Linked DNA regions of Homo sapiens: region 2 is linked to region 1. The links are chromatin loops, found by intact Hi-C in ENCODE. Cell type or tissue: heart left ventricle. All regions are shown on one strand. Each heading gives the region's core, and the rest is flanking DNA. Links, peaks and the distances in the headings are about the cores only.

Region 1 (5,365 bases), core at 201-5,200:
TAAGACCCTGAAAAAAGAAAGAGAGAGAGAGAGAGAGAAAGAGAGAGAGAGAGAGATAGAAAGAAAGAAAGAAAGGGAGGGAGGGAGGGAGGGAGGGAAGGGAGACAAAAAGAAACATGAATGTGTTTGTACCTCCAGTTCAGAACACTTTGACTATCTAATGGATATGCAAAAGAAAATAATAAATAGGTTTGGGAACTAAAGAATAAACACAGGGGGAATTTCCCTCCAAGCTCAACAAACACAATAATCCCTGTAGACAGAACCACTAGTACTTAAATAAATAAAGAGAAGAATAAACACAGGGCATGTGACTTAACTGGATAGACATTTGCTGTCGTTAGAAGCCGAGCTATGGACTGACATTGGGTATTGATGCACAGAGCAAGTATAATTGCAATTAGCTACCAGTGAACACTGGGCACTGATATACAGCAGACACTGCCTCCAACAGACATTTTCCCTTTGTGGATATTGGTCATTGGTGGAAGCTGTCATTCATATGATAAACATTATATATCAACCAACATTTGCACCCTGGTGAACGTTAGCCAACAAGGAACACTGAACATTGATGGGCAAGGTCCTATTAGCCTATGATGACCTCTGTTGTCATAGACAGTGCCCTTGGTGGAGATTAGGTATGAGTGGGCTTTAGCGCTGGTGGACTTTAAATTCTGTAAGCACATAAAGTGAGCAAGGGGCAGGCCTCTGCCCCCCCATATTCCTGGCAGTCCAGAGAAACAGCCCATGAGCTGGTTTGGTGGCAGCTGGGTGGTAGAATCCACCTCTTTAGCTGCCTTTTCCCTCTGAAAGCCTTTTGGCCATGGCAAGGTGGGGAAACCAGGGGGTTGTGTGATAACGACAGAGGGACATTCCTGCATTTGGAAGAGTCTAACTGGCTCCCTGAACTACAGAGGGATTGGATTACACACAAATCCACACCTACTCTCTTCTGCCATCCTGACCAACACTGTCTGGGTGTTTGCCCCTCCTCTAGAAATGAGATGATCAAATGGCAGCAGGGCTGGCTTCATGGGCAGTGAAACCATAGAAAGACCCTGTGCTTGGTTTAATGCTCTGTTCTTGTCATCTTGAAATCCTAATAACTTTGAACAAGGGGCCCCACATTTTCATTTTATACTGGGTCCCACAAATTACATAGGCCGTTCTGAAGCACAGAATCCTGGCCATGGACCATGGGAACTTACTCGTCTCTGGGCCTCAGATTCCCCATCCGTGAAAAGGGGCCAGGAGAGAAAGGACTTTGACTTTGACCTTTGGCTTTTTATACTCTAAGATCTAGAATCCACAGTCTGATCGGAGCTATGTAGAACTGCATAACTTCTGCAACTTATTTGAAAATAAAAAATAAATGGAATCCCAGTGCTTTTTGGTTTATCAGTGCACCTCTACCCTCTCTGATTCATGGGATTTACACAGCTGGCCCGGCCCCTGGGGTAGGACAAGGAAGAATGTGAGAATTGCCACCTGACAGATAAAGCCTGGCCTATGCTGGTTTCCTCATCTGTATGGTGACAAAAACACCTGGTGCAGTTGTGAGGAGATGATGGCATGTACACAAAGCATGAGGAACACATAGCCATAGCTGGCCGCTGCATTACTGTGAAAGGCATAAAGAGGCTGGTGACCCTGCTGACCCATGGTGGTGAGCTGGGCCACAGCTGACGGTGAGTACCTACTCCATGACCCTGTGGATTACCGGGTGTCGTTCTGTGATTCTACAGTCCCAGAACTTTACAAAATTCTTCAGTTCTGAGTGCGAGTTATAAAAAACAGACTCAGACTACATGGCTCTGTAATCTACTTCATAACTCCATGGTTGGATGAGGGCGGGAAAGAGCACTTAGAGGCTGCCATTTTGTGCCAGGCACCGTACTTGGTTCTCTACAAATGTTACTTCATTTCTTCTACACACAGTCCTGTGGAGGGAGATATTTTCCCTCCCTCCCTCCCTCCCTCCCTCCCTTCCTTCTTTCCTTCTTTCCTTCTTCCTTTTTTGCTCTTTCTTTCTTTTCTTCCTTTCTCTCTCCCTCCCTCCCTTCCTTCGTTCTTTTTTTTTTCCAGGGTCTAGCTCTGTCACTCAGGCTGGAGTGCAGTGGTAGAATCTCGGCTCACGGCAGCCTCAACCTCCCAGGCTCAGGGAGGTATTTTCTCTTTCTTTGTTTGTTTCTCTTTCTTTTTTGTCTTTCTTTTATTTTTATTTTTCTCTCTTTGCTTTTTTTTTTTTTTTTTTTAAACAGGGTCTAACTCTGTCATCCAACCTCCCAGGCTCAAGCTATCCTCCCACTTCAGCCTCCCAAGTAGCTGGGACTACAGGCGTCACCATGCCCGGTTAATTTTTAGATTTTTAAATTATGTTGCCCAGGCTGGTCTTAGTCTTGAATTCCTGAGCTCAAGCGATCCTCCTGCCTCAGCCTCCCAAAGTGCTGGGATTACAGGCAGGAGCCATCGTGCCCGGCCTTGAGGGAGATATTTTCATCCCTATTTTCCAGGCTCAGAGAAGTAAAGTGACCTGGCCAAAAATCACACAATTGGTTAGTGATGACCCCAAGATTTCAACCCTTTTCTGTGAATTCCAAAACGGATTCTTTGCACGAATTTTCCTGATTGTGTAAGATTCGAAGCCCTCGCCCTGGGCGCCAGGGTTCCTGGAGGGCGGAGTCCGGCAGGGCGAGGGTAGTCTGGTGGGCGGGAAGGGACTGGCCGCATAAAGCAAACAGCGCAGCCCACTTTGGCCTCCAGCCGCCCCGGTCCTGGCTCTTGGCCCCGCTGGGATCTGGGGTGTCTGGCCATGCGTGAGCACGAGGTGGCGCTGCGGGCCGGGAGCCTCCGCACGGGCAGGGAGGGGCCGCGCGGACTCCCGGGTCGGCGAGGCCCGCCGGGGCTTCCGCTCTCCTTATGGCTGGCAGGAGGCCAGGGCTGCGGGGTGCAGGGCAGGTTCCCCACGGGAAGGACGAGCCCGCCCAGCGTGATGGCATCCGCGCCCATGCTCTCACTGGGCCTTCACCCTGCCCCGTTTTGCAGAGGAGGAAGCTGCAGCTCGGGCGGAGGTGACCTGCTCCAGAACTGATTGCCGCAGAAGCCCCCTCCTTCCCTTCGCTGCCCTCCGCACGCTTTGGCCCTGTCTTTAAGGCCTTTTTGTTCCATGGCCCTCCCGCAAGGACTCCTTCCACAAGCGGGGACTTGGGAAGACCCGGACCCATTGGGTGAAAGTACCGTGATCCCTACCTCCATCTGAATCCTCTCCTGTCCCAGGAAATGTAGGGGAAGTGGAGAACAAACAGGAGGACTGTGGGGGCCCGGGGTCTCACCCTGACCTCCCTCTCCTCCACACCGCCCGGCGCCAAGCCTCAGCTCTTTCCTACCTTGACCGCTGGGTGCCAGCCTCGGACCCAGGGCCTCAAGCTGATACTTCTCCCTGGGGAGGCCTGATTACAAGATGGGCAAGCTCCCACCAGTGCATATGGCCTGAATGTTCTGGGCACAGAGTAGGGATCAGGAAAAACCTGTCATTGGTGATGATGGTAGACATTCCCTGTAGACTGGCCAGTTAGAAGGAAGAACTTGGTGACAGCAGAGCCACCCAGATGAGCTCCAAGTGTGATCTCTGTCAGTGGAAGTGTGCAAACAGGAGCTGGGGTACCATAGCAGCTGAAGCACCAAGGAAGAACAAAATACTGTTGCAGTTCAGAGGAGGGAGGTGGAAGGGGCCAAGGAAGCTTCTGCGGGCGGGCAAGAACTAGGTCTACTGGATAGGAAGGAGGTTGAGAGACAGGGGTGAGGGCAAGGGCAAGGTCCCACAGTAACGCCTGAGCAAGAGAACAGGTGTGCAAGGGCCTGCATGCTCATGGCTATGGCTGGAGCTGGGGTGGCAGGAACAGTGGGGTAGGGCCACGGGAGATGAGAGGTGAACAGGGTGCAGGAACTCCCTCCTTCACGTCACCTTACTCCCCAAATCCTGAGATTATCAGGCTTTTCAGGGAGAACAAGCTGCCCAGGGCAGGGCCTAACCTGATTCATCTTTGTGGCCCCAGAGCCCAGCCCAGGGATTGCCAGTGGACACTGGCTGAGTAAAGCAAAGAACTTTTTATAGTGTTTATTAAATCAAGGACCGGTTAGATAGATGATGGGCTAGGCAGGTGGGGGAAGACAGAGCTCACTGCCCTGTGGGGTCTCTGTGGGGCCAGCCCCTGATGCCCATGTGGCCACTGATGCCCAGCTTCCCCCAACACCCCAACACAGGCCCAGGACAATATTACAAAAGTGAACAAATGCAACCTTTTTCTGCTTTTACAAATGACATGTCTCCATCCCCGGCCAGCAGGGGTAGGGGAGGCCGGTTGAAAGTGACACTCCGTTAAAAAGGCAACAACTTTTATAAAATGAAGACTAAGGAAACAGCCCAGGGTTCGGAAGCTGAGATGCTACCCTGGGGGTAGAGCATAGACATGGGTCGGGCAGACCTTGTCTCCTTTCACGGCATTCCTGGGAGGGTAAGAAGGGCTGTCGTGCTCAGGGCCAGTGGGGACTGAATCCAGGAGGCCCCTTGGAGATCCCAGCCAGATGAGGCTCCAGAACTGCAGCAACTCCTTGGGGCAGCATCTAGAGGATGCTCAGGGGAAAATGGGTAGGTTTCCAGTCTGGATGCTGGGGGACCCCAACCCAGGGTGAGAAACTGGCTAGGCTGGAACCAATGTGCCCTAAGCTTCCAGAGGCTCCGAAGGGCAGAGTGACTTAGCCCATGCCGCACAGCTGGTCAGAGGCCCAGAGTCCCACTTGTGAGGCTCTTGCCTGTCCTGCTGCTGCTACTCCTGTGCTAATGGGGAACAGGCAAGGGCAGCAAGGGGAGCCCAGGCGGGGAGGGTGGGGCTTATTAGAGGAGACAAGAAAGTGCATTGGGTCCGGGCTGGGAGGCAGGAGGCTGTGCTCCAGTCATGCCACTGCCCGCAGGAACTTAGATTAGCCTTTTTCCTTCTCAAGGCCTCAGTTTCCCCATCTGTCACATGAGAAGGGTGGACTTGATTCTTTGCAATTCCTTCTACCATTAAGGTTCTAGGGAAATAGAAAAGGATGAAGCGGGCCTCATGGCCTCATGGCAAAGAAAGGGCTATGTTAGAAAAGAAACTCGCCCCTGAGTGACTGGGCCATGGGCCCAAGGGGACACTCAGCCCAGTGGACCTGAACTCTGCCCTGCAGCAGGGGGTCCCACCCACCCTCTGCCCATTGCGGGTCAGGCCGGCCCAGGCATGAGGGAAGGCACTTGGGGGATAAGTGGGGAAGGGAAGCAGGAGGGGACCCGAGTCTGGTTTGGCATCGAAGTCCCTCTGCTCATGGTTTGGGG
Region 2 (5,365 bases), core at 273-5,272, 280 kb before region 1:
CATTTGGATGTCAATCTACATTTTATCAAAAATGGTCATATCCACATCACCCCATTTTTATTCCAAAAATGACCCTCAGCGGGGCTGAGGTTACTGCCCCATTTTTCCTGTGAGGAAGTGGAGGCCCTGAGAGGGTGAAGGCCTGGCTGGGCCTCAACCAATCCAGTGGTGGCCACAGGATTACAGCCCATTCTCCAAGCTCCCCATCCGGATCAAATCCCACCGTTTCAGCACCCTCACTTTCTCAGCAGCCTGGGGCCAGGGATGCCTCCTCCCACCACCCCGATGTCCCTGCAGGCCCAGCCTTGTGGGTGGGCCTGGGCCCGCTCACCCAGCTCCAGCTGGGACCAGACACTGACCTTGGGTCGCTTCCACCTGACGGCGGGCCCCGGCGTGCCCTTATAGTAGAGTGAGTCGTCAGTGGCGGGGAAGAGGGGGTCCTCGAAGAGCACCTTCCTGCGCCGGCAGTCCCGCCTCAGGGCTGAGTAGTTCTGGTCCTCATAGGGCTTCACACACGAGAACATGGTGGCTGCTGCCCCAGGGAGGGGAGGGGGAACACCTGGACAGGAAGGCAAGAAGACGGTCACTCACAGAGTCCCTGGGTCCCTGATGTGCCCTGTGAAGCGGACATCATCAGCCCCATGGCACAGGCACGGAAGGCTCAGCGAGGCGTGGAGCCTACCCAAGGTCACACAGCTGGTATACAGCAGAGTGGGACAGACACCGACCGGCCTGACTCCATAGACTGGATTCTCTCGTTTCTGAAGCTCAGAGGCGATACCAGGCCCACAGGCCACACAGAGCTCAGGCCTGGCCCACACCGCACCTACCTCCCTGCCTTCCTTTGTTTGACCAGCCTTCCCTACACCTCCTCAGACGGAATCAGACCAGTGGCCAGCCCTGCCAGCTCCCTGGCTGGTGTGTCTCCCACAGGAAAGCAGCGTGTGCCTCTGGGTTTCCCTCCCCACCTCTAGAGAGTGGCACATTTCTGCCTGGTGTGGGAAAACCTTGCCCCAGGTACCCCTCTCAGCATCATTCATTCATTCTCTCCGGTCCTCCCCGCACCATGCTGCCTTCCTCACAGCATCTTGGGAATAGGCGTCTCTAATTCTGTAGAGAGCAGGCCCATGGCTCCTTAACCCTCCCTCCATTCCCCAGGGGCCCAGGTGGGCCCAGCCAAGCACCCTGAACTTTGCACCAATGTGCTGACCAAGTGCAAGGGACACAGACTGGACCAACATGGTCAGGGAAGGCCTCTGGGAGTGGAGGGCAGGGCAGGGCAAGGAACAGCGGCTGGCAGGGCCTGCATATCAGGTGCGCTGAGAGATGCTCGGACGGCCAAGCACCTGAGTGACCACCCCATTTATGATCCACGCCCCCATCCCTCAAACTCCATCTGGGCTGCGGTGCAGCTCCACAGTCCCCGATCTACTCTTCCTGGGGCCTGCCCAGGGTAACAGTGCAATCCTTTTGGGGTAAAGGCCACAATTTCCAGCCCAGCCCTGAGGGAAACCAAGGCAAGGCAGGCTGGCTGTGGGAGTGATATCTGAGATCAAGACTGGTGTGAGTGCCAGCCCCAGTGGTACCACCCTCCTGCTGGGTGACGTTGAACTGGTCATGTGAACTCTCTGAGCCCGTTTTCTCATCTCAGTGATGGGAATTACACAGTGCTGCTGCACCTCCTGGAAGGAGTCAACCCATTAACTGAAGGCTGAGGAGCCCGCCAAGCATGCCAGTGGGAAGAGGAGTGAGGGGGAAGGGGCCAAGACACCCAGTGGTCCCAAGAGACGCCCCATTTCCCTGGCCAGAGGTGCATGTGTACTGCCTGCCAACAGTGCCGGTGGGCACACGGCTGCCAGCTTTCACAAAATACAACTGCGGCTCAGTGAGGTGAGGTGACCTGCCCAAGCTCCCCTGGAAACCTGGTGTCCGGACGGGAACCCAGATCCTCTGACTTTAGTGCCACCGCCTTGGCTGTATGACCCTGCCGCTCTCACTTAGGGTCTCCCCACACACCGTGGCTGAGCTGGAGCCTCACTGGGGCCTCATGTGGAGGGAAAGAGGGAAGGGAGAGACAGGAAAGGAAAGAGGCGAGCGCGGGCAGTGAGCATGGGCACAGATGGACAGCAGGGAGGGCAAGGGGGCCATTGTCCCCCCACCTGCCAAGGGAGCTGAGAGCAGTTGTCCCCTGCTCTGCACCCAAGCCACTTCACCTTCTGCCCCCATATCCATACTGGGCCTGCTGGAGTGCTGCTGTGTGACCTCAGGCCAACCACTTAACTTCTCTGGCTGCCCCTCTGCCCACGGAGGCCAGCAGCCCTGCCCCCTCCCACCCATTCTCCCTGCCTTGGAGGTCTGAGGGAGAGAGGGGAGGAGCTCACAGAGCCAGCTTCCGGGCTTCAGGCTTCTGGCAGAGTCACCGAGGAGCAGCATTAGCACCACGGGTTTCCGGCAGGGTCAGTTCAGGAAGCAATTTAGGCTACAAGAATTAGATCAGAGAAGCTGAAAGCAGGAGCCCAGAAATCAGCTCTTGCAATTCCAGTGTTTCTGAGCCTAGAGGGTCCAGAGAGGGAGAGGAAGCTCGCCCAGGGCACACAGCCAGGCTGGTGGAGAAAGAGGGTCTGGCTGCTCTCCAGGCTAGGAAGGGGCCAACGCTGCTGGGAGGGTCCACTCCTGGGGAGGATGGAAGGGAGGTGGAGGCCATAAAGGGAGAGCTCGGCTGGGCCAGGGGCTGCACAGGGCCAGGCCTGGCTGGCTGAGGGCCTGATACCGTTGCCCCATCCCTCCAGCCTCACCTGCCTGCCAGGCTAACCTTGGCCTACTTATGTGAGGTTCTTCTGGCCCCGGCCCTTGCACAGACTGCCCCTCTGCACCCTCCATCTGCCCCAAGGTCACCTCCCACTGTATCTATGGGGCCAACACCCCGACAGGGTCAGGTCTCCTCTGCTAGCCCCAGGCAGAGCACTGAAGGCCACGGATAGACCAGGAGGCAGGCAAGCTGCTCCACCCAGGCCTTTTCTTTCTGAGCCTGAGCTTAGGCCCGTAGCACTTCCTGTCTCCCTGGTGTTTTTAGCTGTTTGGGCCGAGCAGGACCCCTGGGTGGGGTTCAGGACCACCTGAGCTTCCCAGCTGCCCTGTGTGCCTGCCCTCTTCCCTCCTCCTGCCAGTCTCATCCCCACCATTCTCCACCCTGGGCTGAAGCTCTGGGGCTCGGAGCTCCTCGCAGCTCCCACAAGACTGTTCCCTCAGGGCCTCTGCACACACTGTTCCTCTGCCATCCTGGTGCCCCTGGGACAGCACCTGTTAACACTGTATCCCATCTGCACATGACTTGTCTGCCTCCCCAGCCTACCCTGTGCCCCTCCAGGGGAGGGGCTGTGTCCAGCTCCTCTCTCTATCCCAGGGTCCAATGTGGGGCTCCAGGGATTGAGGAGTTATGTTGCATGAACCAACAAAGGTGAGTGCAGGAGGAATTCCTTCAAGAAGAGAAAAAGGCTCAGAGAGTGGCGGAGGCTCCCAAGGGGAATCAGCTTTCCACATCACAGACGCCAGCACTCAGGTCTGCTGCAGCAGGGCCCACCCCTTCACCCTGGGGAAGGCCTGGCTCTCCTCTCCTCCCCTCCCTGACAGCTGGGTGCCAGCCGGTGCCCACATCCCCACTATCCAGACTGTAGCCCTAGCACATTCTGCTGCGGCCCAGCCCTCCTCCAGCTCCTGAGCCTCGACCCAGGCCCCCGCTGTCCTGAGCAGGCCGCATTACCTCACTGGTCTGCATGGTCCTTGTCTGGAAGAGACAATGTGCCAGGGCCTCTGGGCCACTGTGAGGAACAAACAAGACCCCACCATGCAGAGCAGCACTCTGTATCCTTTCATGCTCTGTGCCCTGAGGACTGACAGTCTCAGGCAGTCGACATCTGGGCTTCACCCACGATGTGTCCAGACCCCCGCCAGGTATGGGGGGGCTACCACAACTTGGGGTTCCTGTCGGAGTTGGTCTAGTGTAGCCAACAGACATAAGGCCAAATGAAGTATGTGTCATTCAGAGGTTCCAGCAAGAGGAAAGCAGGGAAGCCTCCACACAGGCCTGGCCACAGAGGCAGGAGAGAAAGGCCATTCCAGGCAAAGGGAACAGTTCACGCAAAGGCTCAGAGGTATGAAAGACATCTTTATTACCACCTCAGGGCACCCCCTAAAATGAGCACAGTGCTAACCTGGGCCCTGCTTTGAGAAGCCTAGGATACGGAGTCTGGAGGCTTGAGATCTGCATAAGAGGCTGCAGACTCTGGACAAGCTCATTGATGTTCCCATCTACAAAATGGCTTAGCTGGCCATCATCTCCAGGGAAGGCTCACTGGTATCAGCCCTCCTCCTCCTGTGGCCAGGGCAGCGGTGAGTCAGACCCAGCCTGCACAGTGAGGCCTCTGTGGACCAAGAGTGGAAGTTCTGAGTTGGGTCAGAATGAGGGGGCTGGGGTGCTCACCAGGGAGCTTCAGGAACCCAGTCTTCTGGCAGGTCAGTCAGATCTGAGTTTGCATCCCAACTGCATCATTTAGCTGCTGTGTGTCCTTGGGCAAGGTGGGAACCCCTCTGAGCTGCTGTCAATCAGCAAGCCTCCTCTGAGCCCTACTGGGTTCCAGCCTCTAAGGTGACAGATGACAGAAAGAAAGTGGCATCTGTTCCTAGGCCTGCCTTAGGGAAGCTCAGTCTATCCTCACCTGGGACATGGTTGGTACTCCTCTTCCAGGAGGCTGTGTGGCCTAGTCTGCTGTTCCCTGGACCTGCTGGAGGTAGCGGGGACAGCCTGGCTGTGTACAGGATGGAATAAGGCCTCATCTTCCAGCGGGCTGATACCTGTGAGCCTTCCCTGGACCACCTAAGCCATTTTGTAGATGGGAACACCAAGGAATTTGTCCTTGAGGCAGAAGCCAAGGCCAGGCTCCAGAGCTGTGTGGAGGGGCAAGTCACCTACCTCTCTGAGCCTCTGAGAGATGGGGTCATGGAGCCAGCATCAGCCCCAGGGGAATAATAAGAACGAAGGACACAGCTGAGCCCAAGCCCAGCAGCAAGAGGGCCTCAAAGCCACCACGGGCCTCAAAGCCACAAAGGACCCAGAATAAGCAGAGCCATTTGAAGAGAACAAGCTGGAGGACTTACACTACTAAGTAACAAGGCTGATCACAAAGCTCACTGGGCACTGTCTTATAGAACAGTGGAACAGAATAGAAAGTTCAGAAATAAGCCACAAGTATAAGGACACCTGATATATGACAAAAGAGATGCCACAATGCACTGGGGAAAGGATTTATCTTTTCAATAAATGGTGCTGGGTCAACTGGCTATCCATAAGGAAAAACAGTTGTCTTAC

The links. Peaks named below come from ENCODE experiments on the same cell type or tissue, not always from the same donor. Only the 100,000 strongest peaks of a DNase experiment are listed, where the experiment ranks them.
Region 2: it touches region 1 in a loop (2.3-fold over the local background); 19 of 110 quality-filtered maps call a loop at or near these places.

Annotation. Positions count from the first base shown.
Region 1 is chr11:76,796,885-76,802,249 of GRCh38, reverse strand. It overlaps TSKU (tsukushi, small leucine rich proteoglycan), which reads right to left. Exons shown (of 2, transcript NM_015516.4): 2 at 4,106-5,365. Among named protein-coding and RNA genes, the nearest start is that of TSKU, 16 kb to the right of the region's middle. RefSeq lists a silencer at 2,812-3,071. In heart left ventricle, for the core only: CTCF peaks have their summits at 2,608 and 2,822 (motif pointing right); DNase peaks (open chromatin) are centred at 2,819 and 3,319; H3K4me3 peaks cover 774 bases; H3K27ac peaks cover 548 bases.
Region 2 is chr11:77,080,046-77,085,410 of GRCh38, reverse strand. It overlaps CAPN5 (calpain 5), which reads right to left. Exons shown (of 13, transcript NM_004055.5): 2 at 360-559. The coding sequence starts at 524. Among named protein-coding and RNA genes, the nearest start is that of CAPN5, 16 kb to the right of the region's middle. In heart left ventricle, for the core only: no CTCF peak of the experiment used is centred there; DNase peaks (open chromatin) are centred at 2,400 and 2,760; H3K27ac peaks cover 735 bases.